Regions from separate parts of the Mus musculus genome. Here all the other regions are linked to region 2. A link is a loop called in an ENCODE intact Hi-C map of the cell type or tissue named here. Cell type or tissue: heart. All regions are shown on one strand.

What was found. Peaks named below come from ENCODE experiments on the same cell type or tissue, not always from the same donor. Only the 100,000 strongest peaks of a DNase experiment are listed, where the experiment ranks them.
Region 1: it touches region 2 in a loop (4-fold over the local background); 4 of 42 quality-filtered maps call a loop at or near these places.
Region 3: a loop joins it to region 2, with 5 times the contacts of the local background. A loop is called at or near these places in 4 of 42 quality-filtered maps.

What each region holds. Positions count from the first base shown.
Region 1 is chrX:107,812,994-107,820,993 of GRCm38, forward strand. It overlaps 2610002M06Rik (RIKEN cDNA 2610002M06 gene), which reads right to left and starts at 3,341. Exons shown (of 8, transcript NM_025921.3): 1 at 3,142-3,341. The coding sequence starts at 3,157. Tent5d (terminal nucleotidyltransferase 5D) reads left to right here and starts at 3,484. Exons shown (of 6, transcript NM_001163104.2): 1 at 3,484-3,648; 2 at 6,693-6,762. In heart, a CTCF peak has its summit at 3,411; a DNase peak (open chromatin) is centred at 3,328; H3K4me3 peaks cover 1,745 bases; H3K27ac peaks cover 1,239 bases.
Region 2 is chrX:109,007,822-109,015,821 of GRCm38, forward strand. Hmgn5 (high-mobility group nucleosome binding domain 5) reads right to left here and starts at 5,559. Exons shown (of 6, transcript NM_016710.2): 1 at 5,431-5,559; 2 at 3,601-3,624; 3 at 3,036-3,065; 4 at 2,733-2,786; 5 at 341-475. The coding sequence starts at 5,445. Gm23322 (a small nuclear RNA gene) reads right to left here and starts at 2,026; the gene lies at 1,860-2,026. In heart, CTCF peaks have their summits at 4,899 and 6,167 (motif pointing left); DNase peaks (open chromatin) are centred at 5,000, 5,120 and 5,700; H3K4me3 peaks cover 2,691 bases; H3K27ac peaks cover 1,730 bases.
Region 3 is chrX:109,235,196-109,243,195 of GRCm38, forward strand. No RefSeq gene overlaps it. Among named protein-coding and RNA genes, the nearest start is that of Gm6377, 42 kb to the left of the region's middle. In heart, a CTCF peak has its summit at 3,188 (motif pointing left); no DNase peak of the experiment used is centred here.

The DNA of each region.
Region 1 (8,000 bases), 1.2 Mb before region 2:
TGGTCTGTAACCACCCTCAAGTCAGAATGCCTAAAAATATTATAGCTACAGATAATGTCGCCAGAAAAACAGACATAATAATATTCAAAACTGTGCATACAATGTTAAACTAAGTCTACACATTAGCATTCATCTGAATTCTGAGTTACTTTAAATTGGTATTTAGATTCACAGATGTGTGACCTCTGGCCCCAGATCAAAAGCTGCTAAAAGATAGAAGTAGTATGTTTAATTTCATGTATCCATGATATGATTTGGTCTATAAGAAAGATCCCAATTCAATTATATTAATAATTAACTATTAACAGAAAGTCATTTGCTCATTTTTTTGTCTACTATGGGACCAGCGCTGTGTATGCAAATGAGCATTTGAAGATAAATGGCCCCATTCCCCAGGAATTCATAGTCTAAGGAAAGAGTTAAGTAAACAACCTTCTAAGGGTAGAGATGCTTAAATAAAGGGTATAACGATGCAGAAAGGAACAGGAGTAACTGGTAGGAAACGCTAGTCCTAAGATCTTAGACTTTGGAAGGACATCAGTTTAGACTAAGAAAACTAGAAAGTTCCTGTTAATGAATCACACTGAATTCCAATATTAAAATGACATATACCTGAGGTAATAAGGGAGGAACAACAGCACGGACCATGGGAGTAGCCCTTAATTATTTATCTACTAATTTCTCATTCCTGTAATTAACTTAACACTAAGACCTATAGATATACGTCACAGTAATTAAATCTGACTTCAATTAAAAATTTAAAGTGAGCTTTACTATTGTACAAAGAGATTAACATACTTAATCAAAGGCAACTAAACTATTTAATCACAGCCAAGCTTCCTAACAGTACAGTGAGAATTTTACGTTTTATAAAAGGTAAGGTGTTTTTCAAATTTTACTTCGTGTTATTTATGGAAGGTAGGTCTGAGTCCATATTATTTCCTACCGCTATACTGTGGTGGGGGTGTGGGGGGGGGGGTCTGGTTTACACATAAATGAACCAAGATGAGTAGTTATATAGTTTGGATCAAGTTAAACCTTACTACTTTACATAATAGATGAAAGAGTAGGCCATTGTTATTAGGTACAGATGTACTTATATTAATTTTTTAAGAAGTATTATACAATATAGTGTTTTGGACCTGACTTAGCTATAGTAAATACACAACAAGAACACCCAGAAGTTATGGTTAGCTGTACACTACCTAGACAAGTTCAAGCCCATTAAAATCCAAGCACTGATAAAAGAGGAGAAGGACTACTCAGGCCCCACCTCTAGCTGAGGAGGTACTAGCAACTGAGGCTATTGCAGTTGGGGGAAATCACTTTTCTTCAAATGGTTGCCCATGCCTGAGTGGACGTGGACGAGCCTACAGCCATGTAAATAGGAGCAGCACTTGACTGGACTCTGGGAGTTAGAAAATGAACATGTTAAAACTTTTCATTGAAAAAACAGTAACAGCCAGCCGGGCGTGGTGGCGCATGCCTTTAATCCCAGCACTTGGGAGGCAGAGGCAGGTGGCCAGCCTGGTCTACAAAGTGAGTTCCAGGACAGCCAGAACTGCACAGAGAAACCTTGTCTCAAAAACAAAGAAACAAACAAACAAAACCAAAAATGAAAGAAAGAAAGAAAAAATAGTAACTACATATTTTGTTACTGGGAATACAAGGCAGGCTAGACAAAGTAAAAATAGCCTGCTTCCATATTTTCAGAACATGAAATAAAAGCTTTTGAAGCTACTGCCTCTAATCCTTTCAAATTTTCTAGGAAAAAAAAAGAGAGCTAATAATTTTAAAGCTCTTCAAATCTCTAATACTTCAGATTATGTTCAAAAATACAATTCAGTAGGCACTACCATTTCTTTTTACTTTAAAAATGCCTTTCTAGGGTTGAAAGGTGAGACAATATGCTTCCCAAATGAGTCAAGTGGGTGACAGAGGATGAACACCATGCCTTAATTCAGAAAACTGTTGTTTCAAGGAACTTGGGAAATAAAACTGATATTTTGACTCAGAGTTCAATAAAGTGCTTGTCACTTTATGCTAATATTAAAACTATACTACAGTCACTATTTTTTTTTACATGCAGTAGAAACAGGACCTCTCTTGGTCATCTTTTCATGATCTGCACCTTTCCTCCAGGCTAGCACTTTAATGTACAGCATATCCTGACTAGTGCTGCAAGATTTACTGGATGACATAAAATTGAACCCATCAAAAAACCATTTTTACCTGTACTTCAGGCTTATAGACTAATAGCGCCAAAAGAGCTTAACACGAGCTACAGAACAGTTACCATAACCCATGGTTTATCTTTTTGCTATCTTGGAGTTGAAGAAAAAGCAATTTATTTTATTTTTCTCTAAAGCCAACCCCTGGAAGGAGCAAAAATTACAGCAACATGGAGCTTCTGTGATGGAATTTAAGTAGTGAAAAAGAAAAAGAAAGCCAAATTGTGTTCATGACGTCACCAGGAAGCTTTATTCTTAGCCCCTACTAATTGCCCAAGTGGCCAGACAGGTTTGGCTGATGGACTTTATGGCTTCAGGAATAACCTGAATTTCCTCAAGTGTTAAATTAGAATGCAGCGGGAACAGAAAGCGAGCACAGTTAGTTCGGAGGGTTCGTAGCAATCGCTCAACCTCATCACCAGTCACCTGCAGTCATTAAAGGGCAGTTCGCCAAAAGCAGTTTGTCCACGTACGCTTTGAGAACCTACACCTCCGCCTGGAGCCATAGGCAAACTCCAGTCGCCTCCCCTAGGTCCTGGCACCATTCCCTGTCAATTTCAAAGAGGCCAAAAATTCACTGATAAGGCAGGTGACAGAAATCCTCAACAAGGGGCGGTACGGGCTCAATTATCTCTGTCTGTCCACTGGCTCCTCTGACCCTCCCCACATTCGAGGATGGCAGCGGAGGCGGAGGCGGCGGCCGCAGCGAGGAGGAGGGTGAAAAATAAAAAAAATAAAAAAAAGGCCAACCCCAGGCCGCTGGAGCCTACCCATCCGCATCACAGCTCCCTCGCCCCACGTGCGGGCCCAAAGGGTCAAGCCCCTGGGCGTGTCCCCAGCACCCCTGCCTTCGCCCCCCCCTCCCCAGCCCCCAAGGCCCTGGTAGCATCTTGACCAACAGAAAGGATACTCTCCATGTTCGACATGATCTCTCGAGTTCACCGGGCGGGAGGAGGGGGAGGGGCAGGTAACACGCGGGACAGGGGCTGGACCCGCGAGTTGTGGGTCGCTTGGGCGCGCGGAGGGTGGCGGTTGTAGCGGGTTTCGAGGGATCCTAGCCCACTTCCTGTTTCGGTTTAGAACCCGTGGTGGGTGGAGTCCCACGAGCTAGAGAGGCGGGACTGGGACGACGCCAACATGGCTGCAGTGAGTCGCTTCGGTTAGGATGGCTCTGGTCGCTTGGGGGCGGTGGAGTCCGAGAGCTGAAGCTTAGGTCCCTCCCACTTAGATGCTTCACGTGCGCTCAGGATAACTGCGCTAAACCTGGTCCGGCATCCCACCGGACTTCTAGTTCTTTCTTTTGTCAACCTGGACGCCGCTTAGCCTTCCGCCCACCTCGTACCTCAGATTTCACACAGTCCTGGTCGTCCCTCATCCCTTTCTCTCAGAGCTTAAGTCTTAAAGGGTGAAGACAAAGGTATAGGACTTTTAAAGTACTTTTTAAAAATTCTGACAGTGTAAAAGAACGGCTCGAGGGGTTAGTGTGGTGGGTAATGTTGAGGTTTTTTAAACAATCTTGAACCTTAGAGTTGTAGGGTTGAAGGGGAAGGAGGAAAAGTCCGGCTCTACTTGAGAGGTAATGTTGCTTCGAAATTTTTTCTCATATTAGTTGGTTTAATTTTATTTTTCTTAAGCACAGCTGATGTATGGTCTAAAATTAATATAAAATCTCTATAATGGGTGGGAGCAGTAATGGGGGTGGTCGTAGATAGAGCTTGGCGTATTTTACGTTCCTTTGACTTTCAGAAATGTCCAGAGGTGGATTTATTAGAAGCACTCTCTGGACTTAGGAAAAGAGGGAATTTTAAGCAGATTTGTGGCATTTCAATTTTAGTGTCATAGAAATTACATATATTACTCTGAAAGTTAGTGTAATTGTCGTAATTGCTAAATCTCAGAAGTTTGTCATTTACCTCATTCTTAAATTCAACCTGTGGAATTATGTGCACAATGCCATACACTTTTTATCCTTAGGATTATTTCTTTTTTTTTTTTTTAACAAAACTGGCTTTAAAAGTGAATATTTTATTATTTTGTGTTAATGATAGTTGGTAAAAAGCTTCAGACTGTTTTCTAACTGTCCGTGTTTCATTAAAAGAAAAAGAGAACCCTTGCTCAATACAAAGTTCTGGGAAGTACAGTCTAGAAATCATTTCAATAGGCAGAACCGTGTAAAGGTTATTTTTAGGTTTGCATCTCACTTTATAGTTGGAGAACAAGACTTATGAAACTGAAAGCTTTGGAAATTTCATCAGTTCTCTGTGTGCCTTAAACAGTTGCCTTCATTGCTGGAAAACTACCTTTGGGGGTTAAAGGTAAAGATATCTGTCTGGAAAGACTTTCCCTTAGCACTTACTATTTTTAACATCATTCCTTCAGTAAAACCATAAATACTAGAACAACCTACCAAAACTTAAACATATGTGAGTTTTAAAATGCTGTTGTTAGAGTTATAGGTATGCAATGTATAAAAATAAACGTTAAATTAAAATTTTTTTCAAACGATAAACTTTTTCAAGAAGTATCTCTTTTATAAGGTCCTTGTTTATAGAGAGTGTTTGCTGCTGCTGTCTGTCTTAAGTAAAAAACAAAACAAAACTGTTATCGTCTGTACTAAACACCTAGAAGGTATTTTACGTTTATGAGGTCTTTTATGTTTTAAATCCCAAAGTTAACTTCATATTTTCTTGACTATCTGATTTTAATCATGGTCAGTTTTATAATTGAGTCAGTTACATGAATAAGTATTTTAAGTGAAAATATTTATAAAATAATCTTTAGATCCTAGACACTAAATATTAATATTTGTTTTGACTGCTTTGTGACAATGCTTTTGTGGCTTTTTAGCAAAATTTACTAAAGTGACTAGAAAATGTAATGGTTTATTGAAACTAAGCTCCATTGCAGGAAAGAATAGGAATGCACCAGGAATGGGAATAGTGTATCTCTTTATAATTTTTCTCAGATTTCCTGTTCTTGTTATAACATCAGGTGGATAATCTGAACTTCTTTAAATTATGATAAAATAAATTCAGAGATGGACCCAAAGGTCAATATTTTTCCTCTATTTACATAGTATAATTGGATATTCAAGTATATAATAATAAATTCTTTATTGAATTAATACCTTAGTTGAGAAGAAATTGAACTGTTTATAAAGGATCTCATAATTACTTCATATAGTAGTTCATATTCTGTAGTAACCTTAGCAGGTATTGTTGACATCTTTACCCATAAGAAAATAGTGACAAAAATAATAAGAACAACAACCAAAGCTTTTAAAAGATGATTTGCATAAGCATGTTTTGAACAAATAGCCTTGTTACAACCTGGTCTCCTAGGTTTCTAATGCACTTCTTTTGAATATGTACAACAGGCTAGCTGTACAGGAGTTCAGGAGAAACAAATTGTCTTAACTGGTGTGCAATCTTTACAGCTTCTCTATGGAGAAATAACTTCTGTTTTGGAAATGCTAGAGAAGTATAAAGTGAGAAGCGTTCTAGTTCGTAATAGGAAAAACTTTTTGTTCTGCCATTTCAGATTTCATTTGCAAATTGTACTAGCAAAGAACTATTCAAGTAACTGATGGAAGAGATTAGAGGAGCTACTGAAGAGATAAAGGTCTATTTGCTAAGGCAAATAGAGGAGCAGATGAAAAATAGTTTAAACAGAAGCAATATGTTCAGGTGTGGTGTCCCAGGCCTAGAAACTTAGCACTCAGTAGTCAGAGCCAAGAGAAGTGCTGCTATTGAGGTCATCCTGGTCTAAATACGAAGGCCTAGGTCAGCCAGAAGTACATAGTATGATGATTTAAAAAAAATATTCGCCTGAAAGAAATAAAATTAGCAAAACTAATACAAACAAAAGGAATAGGTCTGATTGGTTGACATAGGTGACCTAAAACTCATTCAGTTTATGTTTATAAAATGAGAAATGTTTCTAGGAGACAAGATGAAAAGTTGATTGCAAAATTCACATGACTATAAAGAGAAAAATAAACATTGGATCATTAATAATATGTAGATATTTATTCTTTGTGTTAAGATTTCTTTCTTATTTAAATAATAAAGGGTGATATTTGATGGTTATATATATACATATACATATATATATATATATATATATATATATATATATATATTATCAGAAGAATATTTTTGGTAACCTCGGATTCTCACAAAGCAATCAAGACTTATAAATTTCCCTGTCAGGAAACCTTTTGAATAGTTGACTAATCAAATTAAAATTACACTTTACCACTAAAAGATTTGATTGATTCTTAAAAGATGATATGATAAGGAAGAATAAAGCATTTGCTGTTATTAGAGATACTTTCTACTTTAGAATGATTCCACAATAATTTTGAAAATTGCATGATTGAGAAATTCTTCAATATGGGCATAAATGTGCAGAGAAACCCACTATTAAATAAGCTCTTTTCTTTATTATTTTATCATGCAGGCACTGTTTGAAGAAAATTGTTAAGTGGAGAAGTAAAAGATTTTTTTTGAGAAGTGTGGATGAAGACAAAGTAAGGAAAAGATAGCTCTTTTAAAAACCTGTCTTGAATTCTTATATTCCATTTAGAAGCCACTGAACCTGTATATTTACCTATAGTTAATTTTTTACTACTTTGTTGTAACTATACAACTCTTTACCCTAGTCTAATTCTCCAGTCAGAATTCTATCAAAGTCATTCACATGGCACTTACTATTTTATCTGGTAAATTGATTAGAGCTACAACTAAAAGTCTTGATAAATATTTGATTCCTCTGTATTTTACTACATTTAGTCATTTAGTAATAATGATATCTATCTATCTATCTATCTATCTATCTATCTATCTATCTATCTATCTATCTATATATTCAGTGATTTGTAGATAGTGTTATCCTGAAGGCCAGATCAAAAATACTTTAAACATAATCAATATGGTCAGTTGTGCTGTTCCAGGCCTGGAAACTTAGCACTCAGGAAGCAGAGGCAAGAGAAGTGCTGCATGGTTCTTATAGATCCACCCATTTTATCTCTGGATAAAGGTTTCTCAGATGTTGCTATAGGCATTTGACGCTGGATACTTCTTTTGGAGATGGGGTTATCTTATAGTAGATAGGATGCTTCCTATCATTTCTGGCCTCAATCTTCACCCTTCTCTACAAGTTATGATAACTAAAATATGTCTCTAGACATCACAAAATATTCTCTCAGGAACAAAATTACTCCCAGTTGTAGAGTTACTTAGTCAAACTTTACAATTATATAACATTGCCTATATATTAAGCCATCAAGATTGACAACAGTAATAGCAAGAGAAACTGGTGTCATCCTGCTTCTGCTCACACATGTTACAGTAAGAAGAAAGCAATATCACCATGTCTAGCTTTTAAAATTATATATTTGGTAAAATTCAAATCCATACATGTGTGCGTGCTTGTGTGTGTGTGTGTGTGTGTGTGTGTGTGTGTGTGTGTGTGTGTGCCTGTGTCTGTGGTTTGATGAGTGTGCATGCACCTCTATGTGAATGTGGACTGTGGAGGCCCAAAATTGGTCTTACGTGTCTTCACTCTATATTCTTTGAGGTAGAATTTAATCCTAAAACACCAACGCTCACTAATGCATGTTAGTCTACCTAGGGAGATTTCCCCACAGAGCTTCTGTTTTTGCTTCCTGTGTGCTAGGATTACCAGTAGCTACCATGTCTGTCTAGCTTGTATTTGGATTCTATGGATCCAGACTCTAGCTCCCAGGTTTGCAGTGCAAGCATGTTA
Region 2 (8,000 bases):
ATGATAGTTTATAGAAGAAATAAAATGTCATTTTCTGAGAAAAGAAGTTACAAATAGTCTACGCGTTGAGAAAAGGAATTAAAGTTTGGCTTAAATTTAATAAGAGAATTATATTTGTTGTAAGTCATTCTTACTGGCATTGTTAAATCAATATTAATGCTAACCAACTGCTTGTGCTACCACTACCTGCAAAGCTCATATGTTCCATTCATTTTCTATTTAGATACCATTTTACCACAGAACCACTATTCATTTTCTAGTTCTGCTTTTAAACTAAAAGGCAAATATGATTATTTTCACTTGCATTGTTAAGTTTTCAAGAAGATATATTTCCAGGTACCTCCATAATCTTGGCTTCTCCATTTTCAGCATTTTCCATGTTGCATTCGTCTTTAACATCTTCTGGCTTGGTTTCAGGAATTGGTATGGTACTTGCATCTTTGTTTTCTTCCACGACATTTGTGGTCTTGGTTTTCTGCCCAGCAACATGGAAATAAAAAATACAGAGTTTAGCTGCTAGGTTGATTCAAGAGCTAAAGATCTATTAGCAGCTGATAAAATAATTTAGGGAGAACTTTAACATACTACACATAAATCTGACAGCAATAAAATTAACATATAATTCTTTCACTGATACTTCTAAAGCAACATTAAAAATGCATTGTTACACTGATATAAATTAAAGAAATATGCTTTTATGATGAGTGTAATGATAAGTACCAAGTTAGTGTTGACTAGTGCCCACCAAGGTACAATTCCCAGCTTCAGGTTAGACTGATAAATTGAATGTCTCTTACCTAAATTCAGTTTATTACTGTCTAGTCTAATCGTTAACAAGAAGGTTGTGTTAATTATAAAGTCTCCATCGGTAGTAATTAAGAGAAATGTCATGTTAGAACATTAATTTAGACACATCTAGAAGAGATCACCATAGGATGCAGCTGTTTAAATCTTTATATATATAAACATTTTTTTTTTTGGTTTGCATAAGAAAGTACATTGCTTAAGTGTATATGTAGTAGGAAGATTTCAGATGCCAGAAAAAAAAAAAAGTTTAAACCCTAGATCTTTCACTTACATAGAGAGATGTTGAGAAATGGTATAAATCTCTCAGATTGTGTTTTCATATATAAAATGATAATACCACGAACATTGTTGGGAAATTGAGAAAACGCAAAGGGAATTATGTTAGAAATTATATTGGATGGGTCACACGGCCCCCAATGCAGGAGCTAGAGATATTACCCAAGGAGCTAAAGGGAACTGCAACCCTATAGGTGGAACAACAATATGAACTAACCAGTACCCTGGAGCTCTTGTCTCTAGCTGCATATGCATCAAAAGATGGCCTAGTCAGCCATCACTGCAAAGAGAGGCCCATTGGACTTGCCAACTTTAGATGCCCCAGTACAGGGGAACGCCAGGGCCAAAAAGGGGGAGTGGGTAGGTAGGGGATTGGGGGGGAGGGTATGGGGGACCTTTGGGATAGCATTGGAAATGTAAACGAGGAAAATACCTAATTAAAAAAAAAGAAATTATATACTGCAATGTACATAAAAGCTATTATTCGTTTAACAAATAAGTAACAGATCTGAGAAAGATACTCTTCACAGGGCATGATTATATAACACCCCTCATGGTTTACTCCTATACTTTCCCCACCTTCCTGCTCTCAGTGCAACTTGCAGAACAGTTCAATAACTAGTGCTGCATCAATATATAAATTGACTGATTGAGATAATTAAACAAGGGCTTTGTAAATAAAAAATATCAAAGCAGCTTACAAGAATGACAATAGTTTGCTGTGTCTTCAGTCACAAAATGATGAGATTAGATGATGTCAAAAATTATTTCCCCCACAGGGGAAAGCACTAATGCAGTCCCCCACTACCTGCAATTGTACAGTCAAGTTCCCTATAGCTGGGGAAATCACAGGGGTCAACACATCTGGAGTGCAATGGATAATAAGCCTCTCCCTGGGAAAACCACCTCTGTGATCATGGTGTCTCCCCTGCTAGGTAAGTATTCAGAATTATTGTGGAGTTCTTTTTGGAGGGAGGAAGGAATTATTTATAGTCTACCATCTAGGGAAGTCAGGGCAGGAACCTGGAGGCAGGTATGAAGCAGAAGCCATAGAGGAACACTGCTTGCTGGCTTCCCCTCATCAAATATTTTTTTTAACTTTAATCTTTTCTGATTCTTGTAATTGTTAGAAAAAAATGTTTATAAAGCAATTAACAGTGAACTTAATATTAATTTTACTTCTCTTTGAGCCTGTCATTAGCTATAACATATAAGCACTGAAGTCTATATAAAATCAGTTGACTCCATTTAAAGCAACAAACATGATAGCACTTCCTGAAGCATTATCAAATATTATTTACTGCTATTACTATAATACACTATTGAGTTATTGCAGTTTATGGCCTTCGTTTTCCCAGGAATATTGGTAAATCTCAAAGGCATATGCATTTAATGGTTCTACCCACCAACATTTTTATTTTACATTTACAATATTGTATTGAAACTACCAAATAAAAATGCTAAGACACAGCTACCAATCAGAAAACATATACAAATATTCACCACCCAGCAGATCTATATGTCTTGTATTGTACCTTAGATTTCTGTCTAAGCAAGCTACAAAGAAAACAAAAGGATCAGCTGTGTGCACTTTCACAATTTATATCTAAACAAATTATTTTCCGCATCCTTGTAATTTGAATATTTACCCTTGAAGTTGATGCTCTTTTAGGTTTCAACTCCGGTGTAAAGGGCACAGGCATCTGCATCAGAAAATGTCATTATATAAGAAACGAGGTAGAAATCATATTCGAAGAAAGAGCACTAACAATGAAATCCATAAGTATGATTTAAACCAAGCACTAGGAAAAGAACCCTTTCCTTAATGTGTAAAGTTTCTCCCATAAACCTTCCAAATAACCCCTGTATTAAACATAATATTATGCAGGCTTTCCCAAATCTAAAAACTCGATTCCATGATACATGGGCAGCATTTTATAAACATCACTTACAGCAGACAGTCGGGCTGATCTTCTCTTTGGCTGGAAGTGAAAAAAAAATAGCCAAAAGAATTATGATTATACAATTTAGAATCATTTTTCCTGAGAAAATATTTGGTGTAGCACTATGTAAATGTTGCTATTAAGGAAATGATTATAAATTTTGTTAAGAAATGTCATAGACATATCTGATCCAACCCCTAAACCTTTCATATGTTAAAGGGAATAAAATCTCATGGCAAGCTTCTTTCACTGCGATAAATCAGCAAAATGGCTATTTCCAAGGAGCACATTTTAAAATGAAAATATACCTTCTTGCTCACCAATTGACTGACAAAACAGAATTTGAGCCTAAGAAGGTGCTCTCTGGATTTTATGACAAGCACAGTAGGGTCCGAAAGGCAAAACATCTATCTTTTTTTTTTTTTTAGTGTACTTTGACACAGCACTAGACACAGCATTAGTGCTCATGTGGTACAAATATAACTACCAGCATTTTTACCTAGTTATGTGTCTTTAGTTTCTAAAATGGGTACATTTTTCCCCCCAGAGAAACTCACAAACTAAAGACACTCACCTCCTGGCTCACATCACCTGCAGCCTATGTAGGGGGAGAAAAAAAAAAAAAAGAAAGAAAGAAAGAAAGAAAGAAAGAAAGAAAGAAAGAAAGAAAGAAAGAAAGAAAGAAAGAAAGAAAGAGGATCATCAATATAAACATGTAGAGCAGAAAATGTCGCCAACTTTAGACACTTGTGACTTTTTCCCTGGGCTCCTGGTCCAGCAACCACGTGCTGCTTCTAGCCCCTCTTCAACACCTACTGTTTTAGTAATATGAAACGTGGACCAAGATGCAAGGTCATGCTTAAGACCTGTTTACAAAGAGTCAGTGTAACCTTTTTGAATAAATAAGGCCTCTTAAGAACACACCATTTTCATTTTGAAATCCACCTGCTCTAATGTTAAAGCCAAAACAAGGGTTGGGCGGGACGAAGGAAGGCGGAGCTTCTTGCAGTTTCCCTTTCTTGCCTTATGTTTGCTATGCAATTGTATCTATCTGACCAGCTCTACTGATTATGGACTATTTTCCTCCTCAAGTTCTGCATACAAAACAACAGTCCCACCATACTTTCAAGGAAGGAGGTCTTTGTTCTAACGTTAACGTTTTGTTCAGAGAAGCAGGAGGCGGATTTTAAAACTTCCCGCCACTACCTGCTACAAGGTTGCTGTCAGCTCTGCAAAATAGCAAGATCCATTGCACAAGACGAAAAGAGCCTGGCGGCAGGAGTCTCGGGAAGGGGGGTGGTGATTAGAAACAATTGCTTTCGGTATCTGAGTAGCCCTTTACCCTGGGAATTACCAGGCTATTATTTCAATGATACAGCCCCAGAGCACTGAGGAATTTCAGCCTCATTTCTATGTTCTAGGAATACGGAAGGCGGACGGATTCACAAGAATATATAAACAATCATAAGGCTTTTACATTAACACAGTATTTCATTTTATGATTTCACCAAGCAATGAAATAGCATTCCATTTTAGTTGTAAGATACTCGGGGGAGGGGGAGGGGTGGTGGAGGAACACACAAACACCGAGCTTCAACTTATATGTGCGCGGAGACAGGAATTTTGAAGTGAAGGGTTACAGAAGACCTGTAGCCCTTGGTAGCTCGGATCAACTCCCCATGTCTAAAGTGAACTAATCTCACGCCACCCCACCATCCAACGCTGTTAGTAGTTTCTCGGACGCGGCTCTCTAATCACCTTTCCACCTTTAACTAGAGAGTTCCGAGAGTGCCAAATCTCTCAGATCTAAAGTTTCTAATTACAGCGGTGAATCTCTCCCTTCTCTAGGACAGTTTGAAGTCTGCGCCGCCTAATGGCACAGGATTACCATTGCATAGCCATCTGGCATGACAAGAAGTGGAGGAGGGAAGAGGGGGGAAAAAGGAAAAAAAGAAAACGGAAAGAACAAAGGCAAAAAACAAGAGAAAGCCAGGGCTTTCGTTCCCCCAAACGGGATGGTTCTCTGAGAAAAACGGGAGGTAGAGGAGGAAGCTGGCGCTGGAAGTGTGGTTGGGAGAAGAGTTCTCCAATAGGGTAAGCGGAGGAAGGGGGGTGGGGTAGGAAGCGACAGCACAGCGCTATGGCTGTTTGTAATTCAGCATGGAGACACCTCTCAAACGATTCTCTCCCTTAAACAAAACAAGCCAAAAGTGAACTACCAGTTGCATACGAGACCTTCTGAAACCAAACACAGACGGATCGCTACCTTTCCCTCGCCTTCCATTCAGGACATCATAAAATCAAACTAGAAGCCAAAATGATCTTTCAAAAAGATACAAATCTCTGCGGTAGGAAATATGTATTTCGGCAGCTAATATCCCGTCTATCTTCCCATTTCACTTACCTTTCTTTTGGGCATTGTTGCAGCTCTCCGTTGGAGATCCTTAGGCAGGAGGGAAAAAAGCCGAGAGGAGTCTCTGCCTGACCGCTCCGCGAGCGACTGAGTTTTCAATGAACTAATTGCAGCACGATATGTACTCGCGTCCCCCCTCCCCCTAAAAAAAATCTCTCGTTATTGGCAACATTAAACACGCCAAGACGCAACCAAACTACGTGAATGGTTACCCGAAGTGGGAGCCAGGTTGGAGTGACAGGCTGTCAGGCCAATGAGGGGAGGTGGCCGGTTCGGAAGGCGTGGCCCGCGAACTTGCCCGAAGCCCTCGTATGCTGCCGGCTTTGACTGCCTCTAGGGTGCCGGAGTCCACGCACTTAGCAGACGCCTAGTGCTCCAACGTGACCAGCAGGAAATCCAGTTTTCTTGCCTTTTCACCTTTTTTTTTAAGTTAGAACGACAAGCGAAAGCTCAAACAGTTGGTTTTTTTCCCCCCACGATCTCCACCCCCCTTCCTTCTTCGCGCGGGGTGGCGGGCCCTTTTGAGACTGGATTGAGCCAGAAGCTCCAGTCTTTCCCAGTTAGCAAAAGGGCGAGGTTGGAGTGACAGGCTCACCCGTTTAGAGACCAGAAAAAGAGTAGGGAACGTTTCTGGTCGTGAGAACTTCCCGCCAATGCTGAACTGTGGTCCTGGCTTTAGAAGGGTGCCAGAACTGCGCGCCTCCCTCAGGTGGAGAGTAGCAATAAATCCGGGACCTGGAAGAGCAGGACTCCACTGCAGGCCGCCTACCTTCTAAAAGAGCTAGTACTCCGCCTGGAGAGAATCTAGCAAGAATTAAAAGGGGCCACGCGGGAAGTCAGTAATAACAGAGGTCACCCAGAGGAAAAACAGTGACTTTAATGGATTTGTAATTCAAAGATGATATTTAGGGCTACATAGAAAACCAAACCAAACCATTCGTTATCTTTATTACTGAAACTTGAGGTGTCTCCTTATTTATTATTTTTTTTTTAATTTTTTGGCCCACAGAAGTGCCCCCTGAACCTATTCTAGTCTCAGAAGGTGTTTAAGTAGCAGCTTTCTGTTCTGAGAATCTTCCATTTGCCCTCTAGTGTCAGAGTCTGAGACCTAAACGTTTGGTGAAAAGAAAAGAATAATATGCTTAGAAAAAAATCCGGTTAAAACAGAGTGCTGAGGGCTGCTAATTGTTACTGGAACTAGGCAAGCCGGGTCCCTGCAGCCTTTTTTGAGATGTGCTTTGCTTCAGTTGTTGAAAGAGCTAATTGTATTTAAAAGTGCTTCAACAACAGTCTCCATTCCCTAAGCTGAAAGTCTAATCAGAAAAGGAAATTAACCTTTTAAACAGTTACTTAAAAATTTAGGCCCCAGCCTAGTGGTGTATGGCTTTAATCCCAGCACTTGGGAGGCAGAATCAGGCAGATCACTGTGAGATCAAGACTAGCCTGGTCTACATACAACAAGCAAGCCAGAGTTACCTAGTGAGACTCTGCTTCATTGTGTCCCCTCCCCCAACTCTTTTTCTGTTCCTGTAGCTTAAAGAAAAAGCAGACCATCCGTTTCAAAGAATACTAGCCCGGATTGGTGGTGGCAAGGTAGCAGTGAGATGCTGAGATTCAAGTCATTCTAGGCTAAATAGACATCCTGCCACAAACAAACAAACAAACAAACAAACAACAAACCAAATTGATTTACAGATTACCAAACCATCTGTCCAATCTAAAACGCACCCTGACAGAGCCTATCCTTTCGAGTTTTGTCCCATCTTCCCTAGCGTTTAGCCTGGGGAGTTAAACAAACCACTTACCCTAAGACCTACTGAACCTACTCAAGTGACTTCACACTGCATTCTCATGCAAGAAGACAACTGAAAGGCGCATTTACATTTGCTTCCTTGGCCTGCAGTTATGTGTCATCTGACCAGGCTCCAGATGGCCTTTTAGTTACCTTTAAGTGAAAGCATAGTTGAAAGAACCTAGGTATATTTCAGTAATTTGATTTTCTGAGAGAAAATTGGTTTCAATATAAGAATTGTCTCATAAGGATAAGGGAAAAATGAAGAGAATGAAAATGTGTTAGTGATGGAATGCATCCATTCCAAGTATTCTTATTTATCATTATTTTGTGGGTTAGATTTTTGTTTTTGTAACTCGCTTATATAAATGCAACCCCCTGTGGCATGCAAAGTGGCAGTACACAGTTTCTGCCCTTAAGGATTTTTGTAGCTCTGTAGGATTGAGAAAACAGATGCATATGTATTTACAAATCAAAGTTGCATATATTATATGAATTGTGAAGTTTATAGTTAATAATGCCGTGGGGGTGGGGTGGGAAGGCTCCTTTTCAAAAGCATTTGAAGAAGGCTTTTGGTATCTGGCCCTGAACATTTGTGGAGATAGTTACTCTATAACACTGCAGAGGCAAAGTTTGGACTTGTTAAGGGAACAGACTGCCCAGTCTGAGTAAATTGAAACAAATGATGAAGATGAACTCAGGGAAGTAAATCTCAAGTTGAAGGCAACTTTAAATAAGCTGTCAGAGTGAGTGAGCTCTGGCACCTCTC
Region 3 (8,000 bases), 230 kb after region 2:
TCAGATCCAGAAATCTCAGAGACTTGAAATTGGCAGGAACCGAGCTTCTCCCTATGCATTTCTGTACCTGCTATGGAACATATATATAACCATGACACCCCACTGAAAGGACCATGCCAGTCAGTCAGGTAATGTGACTCCTGGAATCCTTCTCCATGCAAATAGAGTATCAGTAAAATCTCCAACACAGTCAATAATAAACACCTATGCCTATATCCCACCACATTCCTCAGTGTTCGTATAGTCCCTGTCCAAATGGACTGAAGCACACAAGTTATTTCAATGAGGCTTGTCTGAGATTGACTACTTTTACTGAGCTGTAACACTTAGGGAAGAGTTTTCTTTCCTGAGGCATTCATTGCTGGACCTTGGACCCACCTGGTTGGCCAGGCTCATGTTACCTCCAGTACCGTTGAAGCCACTGCCTCTGCTCCGGGTACTGTCTCTACTGCTATAACTGAGGAGAGCCCTGAGATCTCAGCTACCTTCCCTGAAAAGGACCCAAACCTACTCACTTCTTTTCTAAGAGCTGTAACACTCCCTGCATTTCTGGCAGGTCCAGAGCCCTGTGGAATCTATTTGACTGGACTCTGAATTGCCCTCTGGGCAGACAGTGAAGGGCACATGACAAGTGACTGAGGTAGACATCTAACACTGACCTCTGGACTCTATACACATATACATGAATGTGTACACCCCTACCTACATGAACCCTCTAGTTCAGTGAAAGACTCTTCCTCTAAAAAACATAAAGTAAACAGTGAGATAGGAAATATATGTGACATTAAGCTCTGTCCCCAACATGTACATGTACACCCCACCCCCATTTAAATAGTCTCAGTTCTTTGTGGACTTTGAGTATAAATTGGTAATTGTTGAACCCTATGTATTCGGCACCTGTATTGGCTAGTTTTGTGTCAACTTGACACAGCTGGAGTTATCACAGAGAAAGGAGCTTCAGTTGAGGAAATGCCTCCATGAGATCCAACTGTAAGGCATTTTCTCAATTAGTGATCAAGGGGGAAAGGCCCCTTGTGGGTGGGACCATCTCTGGGCTGGTTGTCTTGGGTTCTATAAGAGAGCAGGCTGAGCAAGCCAGTAAAGAACATCCCTCCATGGCCTCTGCATCAGCTCCTGCTTTCTGACCTGCTTGAGTTCCAGTCCTGCATCCTTTGGTGATCAACAGCAGTATGGAAATGTAAGCCAAATAAACCCTTTCCTCCCCAACTTGCTTCTTGGTCATGATGTTTGTGCAGGAATAGAAACCTTGACTAAGACAGCACCTCTCCGCAATATTTCCTAGTATGTACAACACAGTTATATCTTGAATTCAACTATACAAATTTACCTTCTTGAGCATTCTGATTTACTTTTAGGGCATGAATGTACCATCTTTTGGGAAGCTACTAACACAATTTTTAGCCATTGCCAATAGTTTTCTTTTCTTTTCTTTTTTTAATTAGGTATTTTCCTCGTTTACATTTCCAATGCTATCCCAAAAGTCCCCCATACCCACCCCCCCAATCCCCTGCCCACCAACTCCCCCTTCTTGGCCATGGGGTTCCCCTGTACTGGGGCATATAAAGTTTGCAAGTCCAATGGGCCTCTCTTTGCAGTGATGGCCAACTAGGCCATCTTTTGATACATATGCAGCTAGAGACAAGAGCTCCGGGGTACTGGTTAGTTCATATTGTTGTTCCACCTATAGGGTTGCAGTTCCCTTTAGCTCCTTGGGTACTTTCTCTAGCTCCTCCATTGGGGGCCGTGTGACCCATCCAATAGCTGACTGTGAGCATCCACTTCTGTGTTTGCTAGGCCCCGGCATAGTCTCACAAGAGACAGCTATATCTGGGTCCTTTCAGCAAAATCTTGCTAGTGTATGCAATGGTGTCAGCGTTTGGAAGCTGATTATGGGATGGATCAGTGGATATAGAAATCACTAGATGGTCCATCCTTTTGTCACAGCTCCAAATTTTGTCTCTGTAACTCCTTCCATGGGTGTTTTGTTCCCATTTCTAAGAAGGGGCAAAGTGTCCACACTTTGGTCTTCGTTTTTCTTGAGTTTCATGCGTTTAGCAAATTGTATCTTATATCTTGGTGAAAGGATAAACCCTCATTTATCTTCTTTGTTATGTATTTGATAGAAAATTTTCATTCAAGACCACTGGGAACATTTCTATTCTGGGATATATATTTCCAGCAATTTGTTGCCTGGTAGTTGCTACCTCTCATGGTGGGTATATTATTCACATAAACTTTATATGTCCAGCCTTTGCAACTGTGTTAATTTCTAATACTTGGTATTAAGTCCAATTTTTTCCTTATTGATTTCTATATTGTATATTTGGTTCCAAATTTTCTGAACTCTTTTCTATGTAGATTAGTAATAAACAATTTGTTGCTGATGAATATTATCACATTAGTTTGTGAAAACTCTGTATTTATAGTGTCACCAGTAATATACCGTTGTTATCACCAATACATAAAATTCAGTGTGTGTTATTGATTTAAAAATGCAAGATCTGATGAATATAGAAAGCCATAGTTTTAAATGTAGACAAAAATATCTAGGGTAAGAGTTTGCCCTTGTTTTATAAAGCTTGACTTATTTTGACCAACAATTCCATTCTTATTTTTATGAATAATCTTATCTTCAACCTATAATTTCTATAATGAGCACTTCTAATAAAATTTAGTTTGAAATTAAAGTAAATTCATATAATGTTTCAACAAAGCTAAAGATATATCATGAAAAAATACAAAATAAAGAAATAATGGAAGCTCTGATGTTAAAATTTTGTTCTGAAAATTCTGGGATTCATATAATAAAGCCATATTGGATTTTAGAAATTGTATTATCTGATGACCTAGTTTTCAAATTGATACTTGAAACATCTATTTAAGGAAATTTGATTTTATGTTATTTTGCTGCTGTGTGCTTAATACAAAAAAGCACAATTATTTAGATGTTTTTTCTTTAAGTGACATTTTCTATTTTGTTTCTCCAAATTATGCAAATTCACTCATTTAATTGTACCTCAATACTATTTGTTTATTGTTTTTCCTCTCACTCTCATTATATGTTTTGCAAATTGATTCAAACTCAGAAAACAATCTGCATACATGCTATGGTCTATAAAATATTGGCAAAATTGCCAGACTATTTTACCTACTGTGTCACCTAGTGGACAAAAGTGGAAATTGTGAATCAATCCTCAAGGATGAAATAACTGAAGCTAGGCTGAAATCTATTTTCTTTCCCAGTTGACCATGTTGACTACTGCATGTTCTTTTCTAATTTAGATAAGGGAAAATATGCAAAAAATTTCTATCAAAATTAATATGTGACTTACTTTCCCCATTTTTAACTTATGTTGTTACTGCAATCATGTTTTTTTTCTTTCTTTTTTTTTTCTTTTTTCTTTTCTTTTTTTTTTTTTTTTATAAAGAAAAGGAGCTTTTGGATACTTGACTAGAGAAGACCCACATATTTCAATCATAACACAGCAGTATTACTGAGTATTTACATTGTACCATTTCATTTAACCATTTAAAGCATTACTATTATTCATTATATATCAAACTGAGGATTGTTGGACTACAATGACATTTTCACAGTTGGTAATTTGAGAAGAAGAAGAGCAAAATTTTGAATCTAAATTTTTTGACTCCAAAACAGGTGGTCTTAGACACCAGATTTTACTCATTTCTCTGTTTGTTGGGTGTGGTTAAAAAAAACGAAAAAACAAAGAAATATGAAATTTGATGAATGGAGATATAGATTGAGAACCAACACTCCAATTTATAATTAATTTGTTCATAAACTGTTTTTAGATAAAAAGCCAGGAAAAATTTCAGTCTTTGTACCATGCATGTAATTTTTTTCCACGTGAAAGAGGTTTATTTTGAGGGAGAGACAAAGGGGTGGCAGGGGAGCAGAAGGGGAGTGGAGAGAGAGAGAGAGAGGGAGAGAGAGAGAGAGAGAGAGAGAGAGAGAGAGAGAGAGAGAGAGAGAGAGAGAGAACCATACATGTAATTCTTTAAAAAATGTTTTATTTATTTACATTCCAAATGTTGCCTCCCTTTCCAGTTCCCCTCCAAGAGTTCTCCACCCAATCCCTCCTCTCCTTTGCCTCAGAGAGAGTGATTCCCCCACCCCACCTCCCTCAACCCACCCACCCAGTTCCACCCTGCCTGCACACATCCCCTTTCCCTGGGGCATCAAGTCTCTACAGGATTAGGTGAATCCTCTACCAATGAGGCCAGATAAGAAAGTCCTCTGCTACATTCCATGCATGATATTGATGTGTTCATTTGAAGCCTAACATGTCAAGCATGCAGAAAATAGAAAATAAACATTGGTTCAAATCAAAATCTCATTTCCTGTCTAAATAGAACTTGAAATGATAGTCTTATACCTGTGCTTTCTTAGCCCTCTTGTGGGGGAAGTCTTTCTTCTTGATTGATGAATTTATTTATGAGTTCTATTCTGTTTTAGGAGTGATGGGACGTTGTTTGTCTATAATCAAAATCTTTGTTAGAGTCTGTCCATTGTTTTCCACCTTGAGAAAACACTTTATTTGTTATAGTTAAAATTATTAAATTAAATCTAATGTAACCTTATCTAATCAGCACTCTTCCTTTCTAAAATTAGATATAGATTAATTGATGCTTTCTCTTTTATACTTTTATAGATTTTACTAGTTATGGTTTTATTGCTGTGAAGAGACATCATGTGCACAGCAACTTTTACAAAGAAAAACATTAATTGGGGGCTTGTTTTCAGTTTCAGAGATTTGGTCCATTATCATCATGGCAGGAATCATGACATCATGCGGGCAGACATGATACTAAAAAAGAAGCTGAGGATTCTGCAACTTGATCCACAGGCAGAAGGATACTATCATACTGGACAGAGCTCAAGCATAGGAGACCTCAAAGCCTGCCCCAACAGTGACACAGGTCCTCAAACAAGACCGCACCTACTCCAAGAAGGCCAAGCCTCCATAGTAGTGCCATTCCCTTTGGGCTGAGTTTTCAAACACATGACTCTATGAAGGTCATACTTATTCAAACCACCACATAGATGTTTGCTAACTGTCCAAGAAGTCTCTAAAGATAAAGTACATGCATGCTTTATTTTATGCTTGTTCATTTCATATACATTTTATTTGATGCTAGAGATACTTAAGACCTATTTGGGTTTGCCTTCCATGTTAGTTTTTTCTTCCTGTCTCATAGTTTTAGATATTTTAGTTTGTGCTTATCTCTTTTGTTTTGGGCCTGTAGTTAGACAGTTCATGGAATAGTTTGTGGCAAAAGAAAGGTACTCACTCCATGATGGATGAGAAACCAGGATAGAAAAAAATCTAGTTTCCCAATATCCCCTTTAGGTTTATGCCTCCAATGGATTAACTTCCTTTTACCAGACCCTATCTTTACCAGAACCAGTACCTTCTAGTGCAATAAGCTGACAAGGGAACATTTAGTGGTGCATGGTAGTTAGTACAAAGGCTTACAAAGTGCATACAATAAGTGCCTGTAAAATATTCAACCCTAAATGAGATATCTAAGTTACCTTCTACCCACAAGGCTTAGGGGCTATGGAAGAAGAGGTGGTTGAAAAATTATAGGAGCTAAAGGTTAGAGAGGACCAATATGTAACAGTGTGTTCTGAACATGGCAGGGTTTTTTGCAGTAATGACCTCAGACTGGTTATGGTTGCTTGCAAAGGACCCATATGAGATCAAATCAGACACCAGCATAGGTAGGGAAAGGACACATGAAGAGGTCCCTACCCTTAGCTGAGGAGCTGTTGGAAGTTGATGGCTTTTGGGGGATGAGAATCAGTGGCCACTGATAGGCTGCCTACATGTCCATAGGTGGCCCTATACTCATGCATATACTTGCAAATATGGAAATTCATGTTCATTGTTGATCTATTTATAATAGGAAGGATATAGATGGAATCCACCTAGATATCTATCAACAAATGACAGGATGATTAAAGTGGAAATCAGTCTGGTGGTTCCTCAGAAAATTGGACATAGTACTACTGGAGGATCCCACAATACCTCTCCTGGGAATATATCCAGAAGATGTTCCAACCGGTAAGGAGGACACATGCTCCACTATATTCATAGCAGCCTTATTTATAATAGCCAGAAGCTGAAAAGAACCCAGATGCCCCTCAACAGAGGAATGGATATAGAAAATGTGGTACATTTAAACAATGGAGTACTACTCAGCTATTAAAAAGAATGAATTTATGAAATTCCTAGGCAAATGGATTGAGCTGGAGGGCATCATCCTGAGTGAGGTAACCCAATCACAAAAGAACTCAAATGATATGTACTCACTGATAAGTGGATATTAGCCCAGAAACTTAGAATACTTAAGATACAAGGTACAATTTGCTAAACACATGAAACTCAAGAAGAACGACGACCAAAGTGTGGACACTTTGCCCCTTCTTAGAATTGGCAACAGAACACCCATGGAAAGAGTTACAGAGACAAAGTTTGGAGCTGAGACGAAAGGATGGACCATCTAGAGACTGCCATACCCGGGGATCCATCCCATAATCAGCTTCCAAACGCTGACAGCATTGCATACACTAGCAAGATTTTGCTGAAATGACCCAGATATAGCTGTCTCTTGTGAGACTATGCCTGGGCCTAGCAAACACAGAAGTGGATGCTCACAGTCAGCTATTGGATGGATCACAGGGCCCCCAAGGGAGGAGCTAGAGAAAGTAACCAAGGAGCTAAAGGGATCTGCAACCCTATAGGTGGAACAACAATATGAACTAACCAGTACCCCTCGGAGCTCGTGTCTCTAGCTGCATATGTATCAGAAGTTGGCCTAGTCGACCATCAGTGGAAAGAGAGGCCCATTGGTTGTGCAAACTTTATATGCCTCAGTACAGGGGAATGCCAGGGCCAAGAAGTGGGAGTGGGTGGGTGGGCGAGTGGGTGGGGGAGGGTGTGGGGGACTTTTGGGATAGCATTGGAAATATAAATGAAATAAATACCTAACAAAAATATACAAGTCTGCAGATGATGGAAACAACATACACATATTCAATGAAATTTTTTTCAGTCTTAAAAAATGAAAATAGGGGGCTGGCAGTGTTGACACACACCTTTAATCCCAGCACTTGGGAGGCAGAGGCAGAGGCAAGTGGATTTCCGAGTTAGAGGCCAGCCTGATCTACAGAGTGGGTTCCAGGACAACCAGAGCTACATAGAGAAACCCTGTCTCAAAAAACAAAAACAAAACAAAACAAAACAAAAACATGAAGATAGGAAAATTTCTATACATGGGTGGGATTAGAAAATAATATTATGTTCTGAAACTCAGCTCCAGAAATATAAACACTTCATGCTTGACTTCATATGTAGATTCTAGTATCTATTTTTTTATGTATGTGCAATTATGTAGGGATGAGTGTGTATAGAGCCACTGAAACTAAAAAAGGCACAGGAGAGAGGAAAAAGGATTCCTTAAGAGGTAAGGAAGCAGTACAATGCATGTGATATGAAAGTGGAAAGGGACATACTTGGTATGGATAGATTTGTCAATGGATAGGTTTGTGAGTGGGTAAGTGGTGAGGGGGTCCCAGGAGACTTGGCAAAGTAGAGTGGAGTAGATGATCAACCAAAGTGAACAGTGCATTACAAAGCTTTAAGGGAAGCTGATATTTTGTAGATAGTTAAACATGAATTTTAAAAAAGAGTTTGAATGAAGTTACCCCATGTGGGTGGATTAAGCTGTTTTTAGCAGCTGCAAGACATAGAAAAGTCAAGCGTTAATTAAGCTGACGGCTACCTCCCTAGTAGTTAGTCTTCATAGAGTCAAAAGGTGTGCAAGCTACTAGAAAAATTTGTCATGAGAAATCTTAATCAGATGAGGACTTTGGGTGTATAATAATGACTATCCAGGAAAGCTATCCAGCAGTGAAATAGTGTCAAGTCTATTATAGGTGTAACTAACTGCCT